2 separate regions of the Homo sapiens genome follow, and region 2 is linked to region 1. A link is a contact called in ENCODE Hi-C or POLR2A ChIA-PET data. All regions are on one chromosome and are shown on one strand. Each heading gives the region's core, a stretch centred on a gene start or an enhancer-like site at or near the end of the contact. The rest is flanking DNA. Distances are from core to core; before and after follow the strand shown.

Evidence for each region. Hi-C counts contacts between places; a loop is a spot of excess contacts on that map. ChIA-PET counts read pairs that join two places held with the same protein, here RNA polymerase II (POLR2A). Pooled maps may share reads with other maps.
Region 2: a loop to region 1 is called in a map of PC-3, with 5 times the contacts of the local background. The contact joins two enhancer-like sites. A Hi-C loop is called at or near these places in 6 of 168 maps with a recorded cell type or tissue (HepG2, MCF 10A, PC-3 and 3 more) and 6 of 50 pooled maps. POLR2A ChIA-PET finds 5 or more read pairs at or near these places in 4 of 52 experiments (CD8-positive, alpha-beta T cell, MCF 10A and activated CD4-positive, alpha-beta T cell).

Annotation. Positions count from the first base shown.
Region 1 is chr17:65,741,315-65,744,643 of GRCh38, forward strand. CEP112 (centrosomal protein 112) reads right to left here. Exons shown (of 27, transcript NM_001199165.4): 23 at 1,754-1,903. Among named protein-coding and RNA genes, the nearest start is that of AXIN2, 180 kb to the left of the region's middle. Within about 2 kb of position 1,542, at least 2 of the 41 ENCODE cell types and tissues checked have a DNase peak (open chromatin) inside an H3K27ac peak, as active enhancers do; they include PC-3, where a contact is called at or near this core.
Region 2 is chr17:65,783,576-65,786,904 of GRCh38, forward strand. The region is part of intron 21 of CEP112 (centrosomal protein 112); the gene reads right to left. Among named protein-coding and RNA genes, the nearest start is that of AXIN2, 220 kb to the left of the region's middle. Within about 2 kb of position 1,741, at least 7 of the 41 ENCODE cell types and tissues checked have a DNase peak (open chromatin) inside an H3K27ac peak, as active enhancers do; they include PC-3, where a contact is called at or near this core.

The DNA of each region.
Region 1 (3,329 bases), core at 292-2,791:
CAATTACCTTAGCAACTTTAATATAGGTTAGTAAAAAAGAAATGTCATTTACTTTATGTATAATCTAAGTGAGTGAATCAAAACTTAGCTATATCTTACCTATATTGTAATTTTAATATTTTTCAGGTAACATATGGTACATATAGTTTTTATATATATTATAAAACTGTAAGAATTAATAACTAAATTATTATTAAATAATTTAAAAATTAAGTAATTTAAAAATTAAATAATTAAAACTGTAAGAATTAGTTTAAAATGAGCAACTGTACTAATTATAATTCTTTCAAGATTTTTTTAATCATCAAGAAACAATACCAGAACTATGCTGTCAGGAGTATATTCATATTTTCCATTTTTGCTTATATTTAGATTTGATTGCTCATTTAAAATTTGGATATTACCTACTACTTGGTATTTGGACATAAAGTGAAACAGAAATGCACTTAATATTTAAATTTTATAGAACTAAAACAATTTAAACAAAATATGCAATGCAGTTTATGTGAAGCAAAACAGTTATATAGATCAATGGAGGCACTTCCTGTGCATTTGTAAATGAAAAAAACTTGAAAGATGTTTTTAAACCACCAGAATATGAAAAAAAAATCTCTCTTTTTTTTTTGGTCTTATAACACAGGTAGGGGAAATAAGCTTGCAGGTGGAAATACATAGGAAAAATGTCATTAAAAAAAAAAAAGTCCTCAATGGTAAAGTGAAGAGGCCGGATGTAATGGCCTTGAAGGTTTTATCCATCTGTTAAGGCTTTTTATTCTATCTAGTGTTGTCTCAGCTTAAAGGGAATATATAAAAAGCAACTGACATTAACACTAACTCTTCCCAACGTTACTCAGATTGCCTGCAACAGGCTATAGAAAAAGAAGATGCAGAGGTGAGGCAGGAAAGGGCAGCTGTAAAACCCCAATTTTTCTTTTATTGTTCTTTGCTTTGTATGATTACTCCACACGCTTTAAGTATTGTTATGTCAAACTAAAGTCGCTGAAAAATAATCTTTTGCTGGGAATTCTTTAAAAATTTTTTGTTCTCTTTTAAACCTTATTTATAAAGGTTTCCAGATGCTTATCCTCACACATTAAACCCAGTATGATGTAGACACATACAATAATATTCACTGCTATGAAGCCAAGAAAAAACTACTTGAAGATCTAACTGCCTATCACTGAAAGAATCGGGGTCCAGAGAATTTTCTGGTGCTATTAAGGGTGTGATTCTCTGAAGTCATTTGGAAACAACCTAGTTTCTCAGCAGCAACACATCTATCCTGTACTGTGTCAAAGCACATCAAATGGTTGGCATTCCAAGCATCGAACAGGTTATTTCTCATTATGCGAATACATAATGAAAGGATGTGGGCAAAGAACAGAATGCAAATTGGAAGCTGACTTCTGACTTTAACAGCCAGCAGTGCTGGGCTCAAACAGTCATTCTAATTTCAAGAGACAATTCCAAAGTGGTTCTCAAGAGAAAGGACAGAGTATTTTTAAAATATTTGTTCAATGTGAATGGATTGGGCTTGCCAAAAATGACTTTTTATGCTGGCATGCGATCTCTTAGAGGGAAGTCAGCCTGAGTCACTGGATACATCAAAGGTAGAGTCCAGTGAATGGAATTACTGCAGGCTGTGTGAACAAGCCAGATACCCGCATTCATCTGCCCACTGCTGGGATTTCAGCCCTCCTTTTAATTACATTAAAGCAGCTGGTACCACTGGTTACTGAAGTCTTCAGATTACCTTGATTGCTTGGTCATTATCTCTAATCAGCTGCTTCTTCTCATCTTCAAACTTTTGTCTAACATCCTGGAGCCGCCTTTCTGCAGCAAGCTGCTGCTGGCTGTTCTCTTCTTTCAGAGAGGAAATGGTTGTCTGAAGTTCTGCTATGATCTAAAATGAAAACAGCATGCTATAACTTCAAATTCTTCTGGGAGAGGCATCTATTTTATATGTATTGATGCTTAACAAAAGAATGGATTTGACAAAACTCTATTCCACAAATTAAATATTTTCAATTAACATATCACACACTATAATGCATGAAATACCACACAATAAAAGACTTTAATAAAAATGTGAATGGTGAACAACTGCTGAACCAAATATACTTGGAAGACGTTTCCACTCTAACATTCCACAATATTTACTCATCAGAAGAAAGAACATCTGTGATCTCAAAAATATGAAAAGTGTCAGATTTTATTTTACTGAGAAATATACTTATTAGAATGAGAAAAGCTATTCTGCTTTTCATAATACTTTGAACTGTAATAACCAAAGAAAATAATGAACAGAGTTTATTCTTCAGTCACCTAATTCTATACAGTAATTTTTGGGAATTCACTAATGTTTGTGTATTGTGTTTAACACTTTAAGTTCTTATGTCATTTACTACTGTGAAACAGGTATTATTATTGCCTTTTATTTTTTTTTTTAATTTTAATTTTTTTTGAGATGGAGTTTCGTTCTTGTTGCCCAGGCTGGAGTGCAATGGCGTGATCTTGGCTCACTGAGACCTCCACTTCCTGGGTTCAAGTGATTCTCCTGCTTCAGCCTCCCGAGTAGCTGGGATTACAGGTGCCCGTCACGATGCCCAGCTAATTTTTTGTATTTTTAGTAGAGATGGGGTTTCATAATGTTGATCAGGCTGGTCTCGAACTCCTGACCTCAGGTGATCCACCCACCTCGGCATCCCAAAGTGTTGGGATTACAGGCGTGAGCCACTGTGCCCGGCCTGCCTATCTTTTATAAATGAGGAAACAGAGGCACAGAAAGAGGACAAATACCTTACGTTGTTGAAAATGACATCCAACTAAAGAGACAGGCAGGATTTGAACCATGCAGTCAGACCAATCACTGCACTAATTGGGTCCTTTAACCTGCCGACTTTATGGGTTTTTTTGTGTTTTTTGTTTGTTTGTTTGTTTGTTTGTTTGTTTGTTTTGAGACGGAGTCTTGCTCTGTTACCCAGGCTGGAGTGCAGTGGTGCAATCTCGGCTCAATGTAACCTCCACCTCCCGGGTTCAAGTGATTCTCCTGCCTCAGCCTCCTGAGTAGCTGGGACTACAGGCCACCAGGCCTGGCTAATTTTTGTATTTTTAGTAGAGACGAGTTTCACCATATTGGCCAGACTGGTCTCGAATTCCTGACCTTGTGATCTGCCCGCCTTGGCCTCCCAAAGTGCTGGGATTACAGGCGTGAGCCACCATGCTTGGCCACTCCGTTATGTTTCTTTAAAACAAGGTTTTGGTATTGCAGGGAAGTTTATACTTCCAAATAGGTTGTCCTCTTCCTAACTCATGGATAGTTATTTTGG
Region 2 (3,329 bases), core at 491-2,990, 42 kb after region 1:
GTATAAAAATAAATAAAATAAAATGACTTAGAGTGTATCTAGTTTTCCAGAATCATCTACATCAAGGCTGAATTACTTCGCCACTTCATTTTAATATAATATTCAAAATGTTTGAAAGCAATAAGTATGATGCCCATACAAAACATGTCTTATTTCCCCGTTCAGTTGACAAAAATAAGGTGTCCAGTTGGCTCTGTTGCTTTATAGTTGAATTTCCCATCACCCAGACCCTAAAATCTACTTCCACCATCTTTTTCATTACATAAAGTTCCTTTGATCGACTATTTCAACTGTTGCCAGGTGGTAAGCAGTAAAGCATGTGGTTAACAGCATGGGCTATGAAGTTAAACCAACCTGGGTGGTGTGACCATGGGCAAATCATTTAACTTTCCTGGGTATTATTTTATAACATGTAGATAAAGTGGACAATAAAGATTAAATAGGACTGAGGTTTAGCAATGTAGGAGTGATGCAAGTGCAAGATGGCAATGGATCAGAGAGTAGTGAGTCAGCACTGGAATGAAGACAAACACTAGGTTCTTTATGCGTGAGAAAATGGGAAAAATAAAATGCAAGGCAAGAGCGATCAAAAGGAGAATTTGGTAGACTGAAATCCTGGAGGTGAACTAGGCGAGTAATGTTAGGTCTAAGGCATGGCTGCATTTTTGCATGGTCTAAAGTGGAAACAAGATATAACAGAAGTGACTTTACTACAGCTGAGCTTATAAACTTGCAGGGTCAGACTGTTAGAAAAGACACCTACCAAAACAGTCTTTTACAGTAGATTCTGGTTACTCTTTCTTATTCATCTTTCCACTTTAAACCCAAAAGAACTATTTGCCTCAGCTTCTTTACTGGGGAAGCAATTTTCTTCCTGGCATGTCCCCAAGACTGGGGTGCTCTGCTACTTTTTCTTTTTGTTTGAGACGGAACCTCACTCTGTCGCCCAGGCTGGAGTGCAGTGGTGTGATCTTGGCTGGCTGCAACCTCTGCCTCCCGGGTTCACGCCATTCTCCTGCCTTAGCCTCCTGAGTAGCTGGGACTATGGGCGCATGCCACCATGCCTGGCAAATTTTTGTATTTTTAGTAGAGACGGGGTTTCACCATATTGACCAGGCTGGTCTTGAACTCCTGACCTCATGATCCGCCTGCCTCGGCCTCCTAAAGTGCTGGGATTGCAGAGTGAGCCACCATACCCAGCCAGATTTTCTATTTTTAATAACAGCTGTAGTAAGATATAATTCACATATCATAAAGTTCATAATTTAAAACTGCACCATTCAGTGGTTTTTAGTATATTCATAGATCTGTACATTTATCACCACGACAAAATTCTAGAATATTTTCATCACCTCAAAAAAACAAAAAACAACAAAAAAAGAACCCATCCCTATTAACAGTCACTTCCCATTCTCCCATCCTTTGAGCCACTGGCAACCACTAATCTATTTTCTGTCTCTAGGGATTTTTCCACTCTGGGCATTTCACGTAATTTAAATCATACAACATATGACCTTTCATGACCAGATTCTTTCACTTAGCATGTTTCCAATGTTCATCTATGTTGTGGAATGTATCAGTACTTCATTCCTTTTCCTAGTCAAATCCATTGTGTGGATATACCACATTTTGTTTATCCACTCCTCAGTCAAACATTTGAGTTTTTTCCACTTTTTGACTACTATGAATAATGCTTCTGTAAACATTCTTGTACAAGTTTCTTTGGGAAATATTTTTTCAGTTCTCCTGTGTGTACTTAGGAGTTGAATTGCTGAGTCATGTGGTAACTATGTTTAGCTTTTTGAGGAACTGCCAAACTATTTTCCAAAATGACTGCACCATTTTACAATCTCACCAGCAAAGTATGAAGGTTCTAATTTCTCCACATCCTTGCCAAAACTTTCGTCTGTCTTGTTGATTACATCCAGTCTAATGGGTATGAAGTGGTATCTCATTGTTGTTCTGATACATGATTTGTGATTATTTCCTTCTATCTGTGGGTTGTTCTTTTACTTTCTTGGAAGTTTCCTTTAAAGCTTTTCATTTTGATGAAGTTCAGTTTATCTATTTTTTCCTTTGTCATTTGTGCTTTTAGTGTCATATCTAAGAATTCTTTGCCTAATCCTGAAATGTCATGAAAATTTACTTGCATGTTTTCTTCTAAGAGTTTCATAGCATTTTTCTCTGATATTGCTTTTTTCTAAAAGTTTTATAGTTTTACCATTTATTTTTAGGTCTGTGATTCACTTTGAGGTCCTTTTATGTGTATCTTGTGAGGTAGAGGTTGAGCTTTACTCTTTTGCATATGGATATCTAGTTGTCCCAGCACTATTTGTTGAATTTCCATATAAATTTCAGGATCAGTGTGTCAATTTATACTAAAAAAGGCAGTTGGGATTTCGGTAGGATTGTGCTGAATCTGTATATCAATTTGGGTAATACTGGCATCTTAACAACGTTAAGTTTTCTGATCTGTAAATATGAATGCCTTTTCATTTATTTAGATTTTAATTTTTTCATTGATGTTTTGTAGTTTTCAAGATACATATTTTGCACTTCTTTTGTTAAATTCTATTCCTAAGTATTTAATTATTTCATGCTATTTTAAATGAATTTGTTTTCTTAATTTCATTATCAGATTGTTTACTCCTAGGGTATTGGAATACAATTGATTTTTCTATATTGATCTTATATCCTGCAACCTTGGTAAACTCTTATTTTTCAAACAGGTTTTTTTTTTGGTAGGATTCCTGAGAATTTTTCTGTACACAAGATTTTGTCATTGGAGGATAGAATTTTACTTCTTCCTTTCCGATCGGGATGACTTTTCTTTTCTTGCCAGACTTCCTAATTTCTGTCAGTCTATTAGATATAACATTTCATTAGTGTCTTATTTTTCATTTCCTTGGTTACTGACGATATGAGCAGTTCTTCATGTATTTATGGGCTACTGATATTTACACCTCTGTAAAATGCTGTTTTGTCTTTAGCCAATTCTTTTTTTTTTTTTTTTTTTTGCTGTTGTTGTTGAGGCAGGGTCTCACTCTGTCACCTGGGCTGGAATGCTGTGGTGCAATCACAGCTCACTGCAGATTTGATCTCCTGGGCTCAAGCTATCCTGCTGCCTCAGCCTCCTGAGTGGCTAGGACCACAGGCATGCACCACCACACCCGACGACCTTTTTATTTTTACTAGAGATAAGGTCTCACTATGTTGCCCAGGCTGGTCTCAAACTTTTAGGCTCAAGTGATCCGCCTGCCTTCGTCTCCCTAAGTGCTGGGATTATAAGCAAAGCTGCTACACCTGGCCTTAGCCAATTCTTTTACTAA